Linked DNA regions of Homo sapiens: region 1 is linked to region 2. The links are chromatin contacts, found by Hi-C or POLR2A ChIA-PET in ENCODE. All regions are on one chromosome and are shown on one strand. The core of a region is the stretch at or near the end of the contact, and the rest is flanking DNA. Distances in the headings are between cores, read along the strand shown.

What was found. Hi-C counts contacts between places; a loop is a spot of excess contacts on that map. ChIA-PET counts read pairs that join two places held with the same protein, here RNA polymerase II (POLR2A).
Region 1: a loop to region 2 is called in a map of gastrocnemius medialis, with 2.8 times the contacts of the local background. The contact joins two enhancer-like sites. A Hi-C loop is called at or near these places in 1 of 168 maps with a recorded cell type or tissue (gastrocnemius medialis). POLR2A ChIA-PET finds 5 or more read pairs at or near these places in 1 of 52 experiments (AG04450).

The regions. Positions count from the first base shown.
Region 1 is chr2:217,747,264-217,753,294 of GRCh38, forward strand. All of the region lies in intron 2 of DIRC3 (disrupted in renal carcinoma 3), which reads right to left. Among named protein-coding and RNA genes, the nearest start is that of DIRC3, 40 kb to the right of the region's middle. Within about 2 kb of position 1,917, at least 2 of the 41 ENCODE cell types and tissues checked have a DNase peak (open chromatin) inside an H3K27ac peak, as active enhancers do.
Region 2 is chr2:217,326,979-217,333,238 of GRCh38, forward strand. The region is part of intron 4 of DIRC3-AS1 (DIRC3 antisense RNA 1); the gene reads left to right. It overlaps DIRC3 (disrupted in renal carcinoma 3), which reads right to left. Exons shown (of 13, transcript NR_186301.1): 9 at 1,019-1,174. Among named protein-coding and RNA genes, the nearest start is that of DIRC3-AS1, 47 kb to the left of the region's middle. RefSeq lists an enhancer at 4,708-5,002. Within about 2 kb of position 4,738, at least 8 of the 41 ENCODE cell types and tissues checked have a DNase peak (open chromatin) inside an H3K27ac peak, as active enhancers do.

The DNA of each region.
Region 1 (6,031 bases), core at 667-3,166, 420 kb after region 2:
CCAGCTGCCCTCCCTGAAATCGGGGTCAGAAAACACATTCCCTTTCCATTAATTTATTTATTCACTGACTTCAGCCACCTTTCAGGGACTCTTTTTCTCCAAACTTCTGCGTGGGCCCCTGGGAGGCAGTGGGGGGTGGCAGAGAGCACATCCCACCTAAGTCTTGACCAGCTGTGCCACCAACATGCTTGTGGCCTTAGGAAATTTACTTTCTTTTCCTAGTATAACACGACATCTGCCTGCTTCCTCCTGCAAGTGTTCAATACTCCATGTCTGCAATTATCTCCAAGTCACCTCTTTCTTTCATCTCTTTCCCCAGCCACTCTCTGATGCAGGTGGCACTCTCTGTCACACAGAAAGGACTATTCATCCCTGGAAAGATTGTGCACTGGTTCTGCGCTGAGCACAGAAATCCAAGTCTGTCCCACAGAGAAAAGAGAGCCTGCTTCTCACATCACACAAAGGCCTCCGTTTTGCCTGTGACCTCCACGGTCACCCTCCTTGGCCTTTCTTGTCCACTCAGCTAACTTCTTTATTTTGTGTCTGTTCACGCCATGCCTGCTGCTGATGTGCCCAATGTGAGGACCCTGTCTGCTTCCCAATGTCTGAGGCTCTCCTGTTCCTACCATAGAGTCACAGGTCCCCCAGACCTCCACCTGCAGCTCACCAGGTCACAAATCCCAGTGTGAATCCTTACAGGAAGCCAAAGAAAGGAGTTTCATCCCCCACCTTGGGACACAGCTCCCTTTGGCCTTGCAGCCCTGAGGCCCCGAGGCCTACGTGCATGGTCACTGGCCTCCTCCTGCCTTGGGCCCATCCTGAGGCCCTGTCTTGGTAATCTGCTTTGAGACCCAACTCCAAATGCCCAGCCCCCTTGTCTTGCTCTTGTTCCTGATTTGCTCTGAGGCCCTGCTGCTGGGGTACAGACATCCCCGGGCCACCTAAACTCCTGAAGATCACCTTCTCCAGAGCCTCAGAAGGCAGGCTAAGCCCACCCGGTGTGACACCTGACTCCATACCCTGTTCCTCTATCCACTCACCTTGGCCAAGACCTCCTATCCCTTGTCTTCTGGCCTGGATCACCCCCAGCACAGTCTACCTTGCCTGCCTCTCCCCTAGTTAAAAGTCTCCCTCAGTTTGCTCCCTGCAGTGGGATGATCCTAAATATTCCCCAAACTACTCCTTGTCAAGCATTTCTAGGGCCCCAGAGTAGATCTGAAAGAGACTTTTAGCTCTTGCCCTAAGATATAATGTTCCTTTTCTTATATCCCTGTGTTCAAACTATTTATCATTCAACAAACTTTTTTTTAAGAATCTAATCTGTGCTGGCTTCTATTTTATGCACTGGGGTTGAAGCAATGAACAAAACAGAGAGGAATCTCTGCCCTCATGGGTTTGCACTTCAGTGAAAGCCCACAAGACATGGAGTCAAACTCCAAAAAGAGAATTTCCTCTGCCTGTCCTGAGGCCTCTCCACTTACCAAGTGGAGTCAACCTTTCTGGTACTGCCATCTTGAATCTCAAAGCATCGAGCTCCATTATTGTCTCCCTCCAAGCTCCACTCCTGTTCCAGCTGTTGCTCCCCATGGTTTCCCCTTCGGGGGAGGAACAATTGTGCCCCCTTTGGCTCCTCCAATATCTCCACTGCTTTTCCTTCCCCCTTCCTGCTGCCTCCTCCTCTTCCTGGGTCAGATTCACTAGTCAGCACTTTTACCCCTGAGGAACATCCTCTGTCCCCTCTCCAGTAACCCACCCCCCTCCCTTTTGTTCTGTCTCATCAGCAAGGCGAGCCTGCACTGCCCTCCATGCAGATTTTCTCCTCCCCAGAGGCTGCCACTGGAGTCCACAATGACAGGGGAGCTGAACATTTCCCAGTCAGTCGCCAGCCCTCAGCAGAGCTTGGCCTGAGGCCCATGCAGGCATCTCAGGAGAGGAAAATCAACTTTCCTGGACCCAGCCCTGGCTTTCCAGTGAGATCCCACAGCCTCCGCAGGCTGCTGGCATCCACTCCGGAAAGGACATATGGGTGGTAAACAGGACTGTGTGTGCCCTGCAGCCTCCACAGGGCAAAGGCCTGGCCCTTGCCATAGGAGCAGATCTGACATATGTGCGGTGGTTCTGGTGCATAACCACCCAGAACATGGGGCAGAGCCAGCCTGGGCCTTCAGGACCCCTGAGTCACAGAGCAGCCAAAGAACTCCCAAGGGCTCTGAAGGTGGGACAGGGACAGGGACCTGCAATGCCATGGTACCATTGCCTCTTACCTCCCATACAAGGAACTATTCTGTATGGCCTGGCCCCTCAGGTTCCTATGGCCCTGGCATAGACAATAAGAAATAGCCTACCTCCCTTCTTTTGCCCCCAAAAAGCACTCAAAATGAGAGTCATCCATTCTCCTAGACCAAGCAACTAGGCAGATACCAGCTCACAGGTGAGTGGAGGCTCGTACCAGCCTGCCCTACCTGCCAGCTTCACCAGAGTCTGGGCATTCTTAGGCCCCTTCATTATGCTGGGGGCCCTCCAGACCTAATTTTGGGCTATCACTAGCACCCAGCCACCCTCTCCATTGGGCTGAGACCCCACGTGAGTGAAGAGGACAGGCTGCGATGAGAAGGGAGTCGCTCTCCCAGTCAGGCACAGAGAGCACCCTGCAAGTCAGCACATTTGGTCAAGACAAAGAAGGGCTGCTACAGAAATCTAAGTGGATATCTGACACTGGGGCAGTGGAACTCCACCCCTTTGGAAGATGGACTATAGGAGAATTATATCCTCCCTCACCAGGTTTCTTTTTCCCTGGTTAGAAGAGTTTTGAAGTCAACAACAGGGGCTAGTTCTGAAGCAAACCAGCTCTAAGCTATAGTGACCCAGAAACAGAAGCTAAGAAGGCAGTAGCTCACACCTGTAATCCCAGCAATTTGGGAGGTCAAGGCAGGAGGATCATTAGAGGTCAGGAGTTTGAGGCTGCAGTGAGCTATGATCATGCCATTGTACTCCAGCCTAAGCGACAGAACAAGACTCTGTCAAGAAGAGAGAAGAAAGAAGAAGAGAAGGAGGAGAAGGAGGAGGAGGAGGAAGAAGAGGGGGGGAGGAGGAGAAAGAAAAAGAAGAGGAAGAGGAGAAGGAGGAAGAGGAGGAGGAGGAAGAAGAAGAAGGAGGAGAAGAAGAAGAAGAAGAAGAAGAAGAAGAAGAAGAAGAAGAAGAAGAAGAAGAAGAAGAAGAAAAGTAGTAGTAGTAGTAGTAGAAGAAAAAGCAGCAGCAGCAAAGAAGAGAACAGCAACTTTTTTTTTTTTTTTTTTTTTTCTGAGACGGAGTCTCGCTCTGTCCCAGGCTGGAGTGCAGTGGTGCGATCTCGGCTCACTGCAAGCTCCGCCTCCCAGGTTCACACCATGCTCCTGCCTCAGCCTCCCGAGTAGCTGGGACTACAGGCGCCCACCACCACGCCCGGCCAATTTTTTGTATTTTTAGTAGAGACGGGGTTTCACTGTGTTAGCCAGGATGGTCTCGATCTCCTAACCTCATGATCCGCCCATCTCGGCCTCCCAAAGTGCTGGGATTACAGGCGTGAGCCACCGCGCCCAGCCGAGAACAGCATCTTTAGAAGACCCGCTATTCTGGGAGAAGAAAAGGGGCAAAAAAATGGTGATAACCTCATTACCCTTGGGAACCTAATAAGACTCTAACCAGGTCATAGCTGCCAGGAGAGGGGGTTAATGGTATTCAGAAGTTACAACTGAGGTGATGGCAGCTAGAGTATTACCAGGACCTTCCAAAGAAGGCTGAAGAGGAATTTAAGAGGGGGTGGGGAGCAGGCATCATCTTTCCTACAGATCAACACCAAAAAGATTACGATACAGACCTAGGAGGGAGAGAGTCCAGCTTCCAGATTCCAGACTGGGGGCCAGGAGGGTACATAATTCTGAGAGCCCTATCAGTCCTTCCCTGAAGCCGAGAGGATTCACCTACAGAAACACAAGGAAGGGAGGGTCTAGCCACCCCTTCCCCCAACATCCACTCTCACGGGCTTCTGGCAACCCATCTTTGTGGGCGCAAGCCCCGGCATCCACAGCAGGGTCATTTTTACAAGGTGCGCACACCCCATGCCTCCCAGGGCTTTTGACACTCCCTAGAGGGACACTGCCAAGGCTCCTGGGAGCACCACAGGAGGCCCGTGGGTGCTATCCTGGAGCCAAGTTCAGCTGCTCCCCCAGCAGGAGCCCAGCCTCCTGACCGTGTGCCCCAGTTGGCTCTAGGGACTTGGGGAGGGAGGCTTCCACTTCCCTTTGTAATAAGGGGCTTGGATTAGCAATATTTCCCAACTATGATTTGAGGAACTCTGACCCCACTAGATGCTCCATGGCAAGAGGTTTCACTGGACAAATAATCCTGGGAAATGCTGCAACTCTACCAACCCTCTTGGAGCTCTCTGTTCTCCTTAGCATAGTAGAGGCTTTGAGCACCCTACAGTGAAGAGGAGAGGGAAAGCAGCTTAACTTTGGTGATGTTTTGTATTGGCCTCCACACATGAATTCTGTTCTAAGTGGTTTATCTCAAATCCTCTGGGTAAGGCACTATTGTAACCCCATTTTATAGAGCCATCCTCTGGGTGGCTCTGTGCTGCTCCTCTTGGCCCAGAGTTTCTCAAATGTCCCGTTCAAGCCTGGGACATTTGTCATGAGCACGGCTTTAGAAATTCTGGACAGGAGGACCTCTAAGACTAATTAGATGCTTTCCTCACACTGAGACAAGTCCCATGAAATTAGAGAGGGAGGGGAGGGGAAGAGAGAGAGAGAGACCGAGAGAGAAACAGAGCAAGAGAGACACACATCAAGAGAGACACACAGACATAGAGAGAGAGACACAGAGAGTGATGCAGAGAGACACTGAGAGACACATACAGAGACATGCTGAGAGGGAGACTGAGAGGAACAGAGACTGAGACAGAGAGAGACACTGAGAGACAGAGACATGAGAGAGACACTGAGAGACAGAAACACTGAGAGACAGAAACACTGAGACACAGAAACACTGAGAGACAGAGACAACATGAGAGAGACACTGAGACCCAGGGACACTGAGACACAGAGACACGGAGAGACAGAGACACTGAGAGCCAGGGACACTGAGATACAGAGACACTGAGAGACAGAGACTCTGAGACACAGAGACACTGAGACATACACACAGAGAGAAGGCAGCAGGGAGAGGAGTGTAGCCATGGTTGTGAGGAGAACCTGCTGAGATGAGCTTTGTGAGTGAGCCTGTGCTTTTGGAGGGGAGATGAAGGCGGCTTGGGTTAGGGGATCTCAAACCCACCTGGGCAAAGCCAGACCCCCCTTGGAATGGGTTTCCATTCACAAGTTGAGGAGGGCAATGCCTGCGCCAGTGAAAGAGGAACTCTCACGGAGGAAACAGGCAGATCCTCATCACCCTTCAGCTCCTCATGGGCAGCTCCTCATGGGCAGCTCCTCATGGGCAGCTCCTCATGGGCAGCTCCTCATGGGCAGCTCCTCATGGGCAGCTTGGCCTGAGTGAGGAGGACCCCCGAGTCCACCTGGGAAATCTCGGCCACCTGCTGGAGGGGGCAGCTTTAGGGCTTCAGGGCTAAAGAAGTAGGATAACTAGGGCCAGGATTGTAGGGAGAAGGGAGCGCATGCTCAGTGACAGACCCAGGCTGAGTGTGAACGACCCAATCCCCTCCACACAGCCCTTTTCCCCAAATCACTCACATGCCTGCCCCCATCAGCCCTGAACACCCAACCCCAGCCTGCACAGAAGACCTGCAGCCTGGAAGCAGGCAGGCTCGGAGCCCTGCAAGGGTTGGGGGTTGGCTCTGTCCATCTTTGGATCCCCACCCCCAGCCCTGTCCAAGACATTTGTCCTCAAAGGAGCTTTATTTGGTCTTCTCTCCATTTTTGTGCAAGCCTAGTGAGAAGCCATGGCCAGCAAGAGGAAGCAACAGCCACCTGCTTGGAACTCATTTGAGAGGGGCTGAAATAGGCCACCTGTTCCCAGGCTTCCCTCCCACGCAGTA
Region 2 (6,260 bases), core at 3,488-5,987:
CTTGGTTAGAAAGTGAGGTAACTGGAAGAAGGACATTGCTCTTTTTTTGAGATGGAGTCTCACTCTGTCACCCAGGCTGGAGTGCAGTGGTGCAATCTCAGCTCACTGCAACCTCCACCTCCCAGGTTCAAGTGATTCTCCTGTCTCAGCCTCCCAAGTAGCTCAGACTACAGGCATGTGCCACCATGTCTGGCTAATTTATATATATATTTTTAGTAGAGATGGGATTTTGCCATGTTGTCCAGGCTGGTCTCCAACTCCCGACCTTTCTATCTGACTTAAATGTTTATGCTCTTTCCAATCCATCCCAGGATTTTAGAGAGAATCTTCTAGAGATTACATGGAAACATTAATAGAAAACCTTCCTTTCATTCACTCTAGGCAGATGCTATGCTATCCACCAAGGACACAAACATAAAATCTAATCCCAGCCTTAAAGAGCTCAGATTAGTGAAAGAAAAAGACATACATAAAATATTTATAATACAGCATGCTAAACACAGTGATAAGGACATCCATGTAGATGGTACTATGGGAACATAGAAGAGGGAAACCCAATGCAGCCTTAGGAAAGTGATGGGGAGGGTTCTCAGGGAAGGCTTCATGGAAGAGGTGGTATGGGAACAGAGTTCAAAGATGTCAGGATTTGTCCTAGGAAATGACAAAAAATCTCACAATTTCCCACTGAAAATCAGCTGCTACAAATTGCAGTTTAGATATGACAACAGAAAAGTACACCAAACATTTTCATTAAAAGGAAAGACAGTATGTTGAGGGGAGAGACCCCAGCCTTCTTTGCTGGCACAAGGTGTATCATTTCTCAGCAGGTGCTGAGCAGGAAGACTGACTGCCATTTGTATTAGTCAAGGTTCTCCATAGAAACAGAACAAAAGGAGGGATGGGAAAAGGTAGGGAGAGAGAGATTTTAAGGAACTCCCCATGCAACTGTGCCAGTTGGCAAGTCTGAAATCTGTAGAATAAGTCAGCAGGCTGAACATGCAGGCAAGAGTTACATTACCTTCTTGACTCCGAATTCCACAGGGCAGGCCAGCAGGCGGGAAACTCAAGCAGAATTTCTACATTGCAGGCTTGAGGTAAAATTTTCTTCTTCCAGAAACCTCACTCTTTGTTCTTCAGGCCTTCAAAGGATTGGATGAGACTTACCCACATTAACCTGCATTATTTGAGTAAAGGAATCTGCTTTAGTCAAAGTCTACTGATTTAAATGTTAATCACACCCACAAATACATTCATAGCCACATCCACAGTGGGGTTTGACCAAACAACTAGGCATCATAACCTAACCAAGTTGACACATAAAATTAACCATGACACCATTGTTGTTCGCTCATTAATCTCTCCCAGAAAGAAATATAATTTTCCATCTGGAAACCTATTAGAACTGGGAAGTTAAAATCTCTACAGCCCAATGTGCTACAGGCTTCAGATCCCCTGGGAAAGTTGCAGCCTGGGGTGGGGAAGGAAACATATCAGCTAACATTCAGTTGAATATTTTAATACCACTCTTAGAGTCATAAATCCCAATATGCCTTAGCCCTAAAGCAGATCCCTTAAAGAGACAGAGTAATTCTTAAGGTTTTGGTAATTCAAAATCTATTTTAAATATACAAAAGGAGCTCTTTAATGGGCCCCAAGGTGAATCTTTTCATAAAATAATAAATTAAGTGGGGTTTTTTCCAGTTCGAGGAAACACTCATGTATTTCTAACATCCTACACTAAAATGCCTTGACTTGAATAGCTGTGCATGTGCATGGACATGCATTTATTCATTTCTGTTTTTTCTTAACAGACAAAGAGATGGAATAATTTTATTCAGGTCTGATACACCAGTGTATGCCTGAGCATGTATATGTATATATAACCAGTAACATCTCAGTTATTGGTATGACGGGAAACATTTCTTTCCATGAACATAATTTGTTGGTTATATCAAGACAATCATTCCCACATTTAAATAGTGAAATTGTCCAGGAAAGAAGACTCCATGGTACACAACAGATTCTTAACCAGAAATCTTTAATTTAATAACCAGTTAATTTGTTGTAGAATCCACATGCTTTGACAAGGAGTCCATACAAATAAACCTCTGACAAATCTAAGCTGAATTAATCAGCAGGAAGAAAAGAAAATGCTTTCCTGTAAACTTCGCCCTGATGAAAAAGAGAGGGTGTCAGAAGTCCATGACAAAACCCAGGCACATCCAAAATAAGTTTGATTATAAAAGCAAGAACTCCTTTCTGGTTTTGTACGATGACTGGGGGAGGGTTGGCAAGAACAGGATAAATTATTCAGGTTTAAGAGACAGTGATAAAAATGTAAATGCAATCCTGTCACGGAATCTTTGCACCAGCTGAATAAATTCAAACTAGAAGCTGAATCAGCATCTCGCCTCTGATTAAAACCAATTGAAAGCACAAAGACAGGAAGAAGAAAACCTCATAAGTTCTTTGGAAATGGCAGATAAATTGATCAAGCATAACTGCAACATTAAGATGAAACAGTTTTACTAATATTGACCACAGGCCAAGGGGCCCTGCCAGCTCTCTTCAAATGGTAGCACTTGTAATCAAAGAACTAGGTCTTATTTAAGCTCAAAAGTGATTATTACTTCATTAATTATGGTCATGCCCCTATTCTTTCATTGTGACCACATTTCATCTTTTCCCAAAAGCAGTCCATTAGCCTCATTTCATCTTTAATGGGTAATATGTTCCTTTCTGAGCATGCTTTCTGTGTGCATAGATTCAAGCTGCTGAACAACAGCTCTACATCCCAAGCCGGTGCCCAACATTGGCCCTATACTTGCTTGACACTATGGTCAGAGAGCACAACAAAATAAAAAAAATTTTTTTTCATATCTATTCGAGACAGATCAAGAGATAACATACGAACATGAACAAATGTATTTTTCTTCAACAGCTCAGGGATTAAAAGCTGGGGCTCGGTATCCAGGCTCCCTGGGTTCAAAGACAGGCATGCACCTCACAAGAAGTCAGGGGCTGGGCAGCCTTTCTTCTCTCTAACACAGGGATAACAACAGGGTTTGTGGCAAGGATTTAATTAATGGAAAGAGCCTGGGATGTGTCTGGCACATAATAAGTGCTCAATAAATGTTAGTTCTTATTAACATTGTGTTTACATTAAACATATGCCACTGTCACCGGTAGAGGGTTGTGACTTCAACTTGTCCAGGTTCTTGGCATTTTAAACAAAGAACTGGACAAAATGCCCAGCAAAGCAAAGAAAGAATGAAGCAACAAAAGAACGAAAGCAGGGATTTATCGAAAACGAAAGTACACTCCACAGTGTGGAAGCGGACCCATGCAGTGGCTCAAGGGCCCAGACACAGAAATCTTCTTGGGTCCAAATACCCCCTAGAAGTTTCCCATTGGCCACTTCATGCTCACCTGAAGTAAATGAAGCGGTAGCCGGCAATCACTCTGATTGGCTGCAGAAAGCAGCCAACCAGAGACTGAAATGAAGTTACAAAGGTCACACTCCTGTGCAAACATCCGATTGGTTGCAAAAAACAACCAATCAGAGGCTAAGGTGAAGTTACAAAGTTATATTTCTATGCGAAAAAAGACTAGACCTGCAATCAGTCTGATTTGTGGTGGACAGCCAATTTCTCATCTGCCCGGCAGAAAAGGTCAAAGGGAGTAGCCTCTGGTCCTTTTGTTACTTAGGCGTGGAAAGTTAGGGTTTTCAAGTTAGTTCTAGGAAGTCAGCGTGAAACAGCCTTAGGTTCCCTGCCTCCAGACACTGTTCTCCTGCCTCATCACCCACTTAGGAGTTAGACAATTCGGTTGAGTGCTTAAGGAAAAAGTCACCAGGCAGTCCATCCAGCCACCCCTGCGCATCTACTCAACAGCGCGGCCTGGTGTGTCCACTTATACGCACACACAGAATGCCATAAGAAGTGGACTGCTGTGCACAGTCTCTCCCGATTTGGCTATAAGCCCTTAGGATTCATTTCAACGTCATAGTGTAGTGAAAATTATAGAATTCTATCAATATCAGGTAATAAAGTTGCTTAATGAGCCTATTCACAAATATCCGCTGAGTAGTCCCCATATGCCCAGAACTATGCCATGCATGAAAGGGCACAAAAGATCTGGAAAAGGCTGTAAAGCCTTCCAGATGTTAACAACTATTTAGGGAGAAAAAGGCTTATCCTGAATTACTAAAAGATTTAGCTAGTATGTGAATTATGTCATTATAGACAGTGATACAATAAAGCAACATAGCATAATGTGCTATTCACAGGTCTAGAACTTTCTGAAAAGGAGAATGAGAGGTGAGGAAGCTCTCGAGGGGCCCATGTGTTGGGGGTGGTGGATATGTACACACACACACACACACACACACACACACACTCACCCTGTCCTGCCACCATTAGGTAAAGTTTCCTGCCACTCCTTGCACATCCGTCATTACCAAAGAGATATTAAACTAGACAACTGTAAAAAAATAACACCTTCAGTGGCAAAACTGCCTTATGCAGAGATGTGGATGATTTGTTACCTACTTCATCGTTGCATGTGGCTCAGGGGAGTTTTCTCAGCGATTAGCAGGGGCACTGGCAGAAGACAATAGGCCTAGGAACTTCCCTGGCTGCCCTCACCATTGCACCAACCCCAAACCCCCCTGAGGACATCTTGCAGACCAGTAACCTGCTAACTCTCATTCCTCTCATTCCTTTCTTGCTGTTTTTCCTGGCTAGCTCCAGAGCCAGCAGAAGAAGGTCAACGTCACTCTTAAACTATGTCAAACAGTGTTGTAGTTCAGGAGTGGAGGTGAACTGTTTACACATGGTCTTTGTTTCCTCTAGCCAGGATTTCATTGCTGATCCTGCCCTCTAAGGTCATACCAGAGGGCACAGAATGGGCCTCCCAGCCTACATGCTGCTGTGACTGTCTGTCTGAGGGAAGGATCAGATTTAGGCCTGGACATGTTGCTTTTGTTGTTGTTGTTATTGTTGTTTAAACCAATTTATTGGCAAGTCAGTGACATAAGGGCTTCAGGGAAGTTCCTACATATCTTCCTCCTCCATCACTCCTCAGCAGTCCTCTTTGCCTCTTCAATCAGCTTGTCCTCTTTGCCTCTTCAGTCAGCTTGTCCTCTTTGCCTCTTTAATCAGCTTGTCCTCTTTGCCTAAACATTTCTGCTTTAGAAGGGCAAACTGTCCAGCTGATTCTTGAGCCACAGTTTTCAATTACAATGTGTGATGGGGTGCTTCCTTCTTTTGTGTGAAATTCCTATTGTGAGTGACCTCCCCTTTGAATGAATTAGGTCACAAACTGTAATGGCCCTTTTTTTTCTGGTACTGCAAGCCCATTTATTTTTATTTTAAGAGACAGGGACTTGCTCTGTTACCCAGGCTGGAATTCAGTGATGTGATCATAGCTCACTGCAGCCTCCAACTCCTGGGCTCAATCAATCCTCCTTTCTCAGGCTCCCAAGTATATAAAACTACAGGTGTGTGGGTATTTTTTTAAAAAATTATTTGTAGAGACAGGGTCTTGCTATGTTGCCCAGGTGGGTCTCAAACTCCTGGCCTCAAGAGATCTTCTCACCTCAGCCTCCCAAAGTGCCAGGATTACAGACATGAGACACCGTGCCCCGCCCTGAAAGCCCATTTTGAACCCAAGGCACTGTGTTGGAAATTGGATGAAGATTTTTAAAAAATAAGTCACATGTAGTTCTTGCTTTCATATTGATAACAATTTAGTATTGCTATGAAGTTGAGCAGGAAGTGAAGGCAAAAATATTGATATTCTTGTCAAGCACATCCATGTGAAGAGACCACCAACAGGCTTTGTGTGAGCAACAAGGCTGTTTATTTCACTCGGGTGCAAGTGGGCTGAGTCCGAAAAGAGAGTCCGTGAAGGAGTGGGGAAGGGATTGCTTTATAGGAGTTGGGTGGGTAATGGAAAATTACAGTAAAAGGTGGTTATCTATTGCTGGCGGAGGAGGGGGGTCACAAGGCACATGGTGCGGAGATCATAAAAGACTCATTGTCCAGAAGAAGAATGTCATGAGGTCGATCGATTGATCAGTTGGGGCAGGGCAGGAACAAGTCATAATGGAATGTCTTAAGGTTGGTCAATCAGTTAAGACAGGAGCTGGCTGTTTCACTTCTTTTGTTGTTTTCGATTGCCTCAGGCCATTTGGATGCATACGTGCAGGCTTGGGCTCAGAGGCCTGACAATTCTAATATAAGGCGGAAGCCCAGATG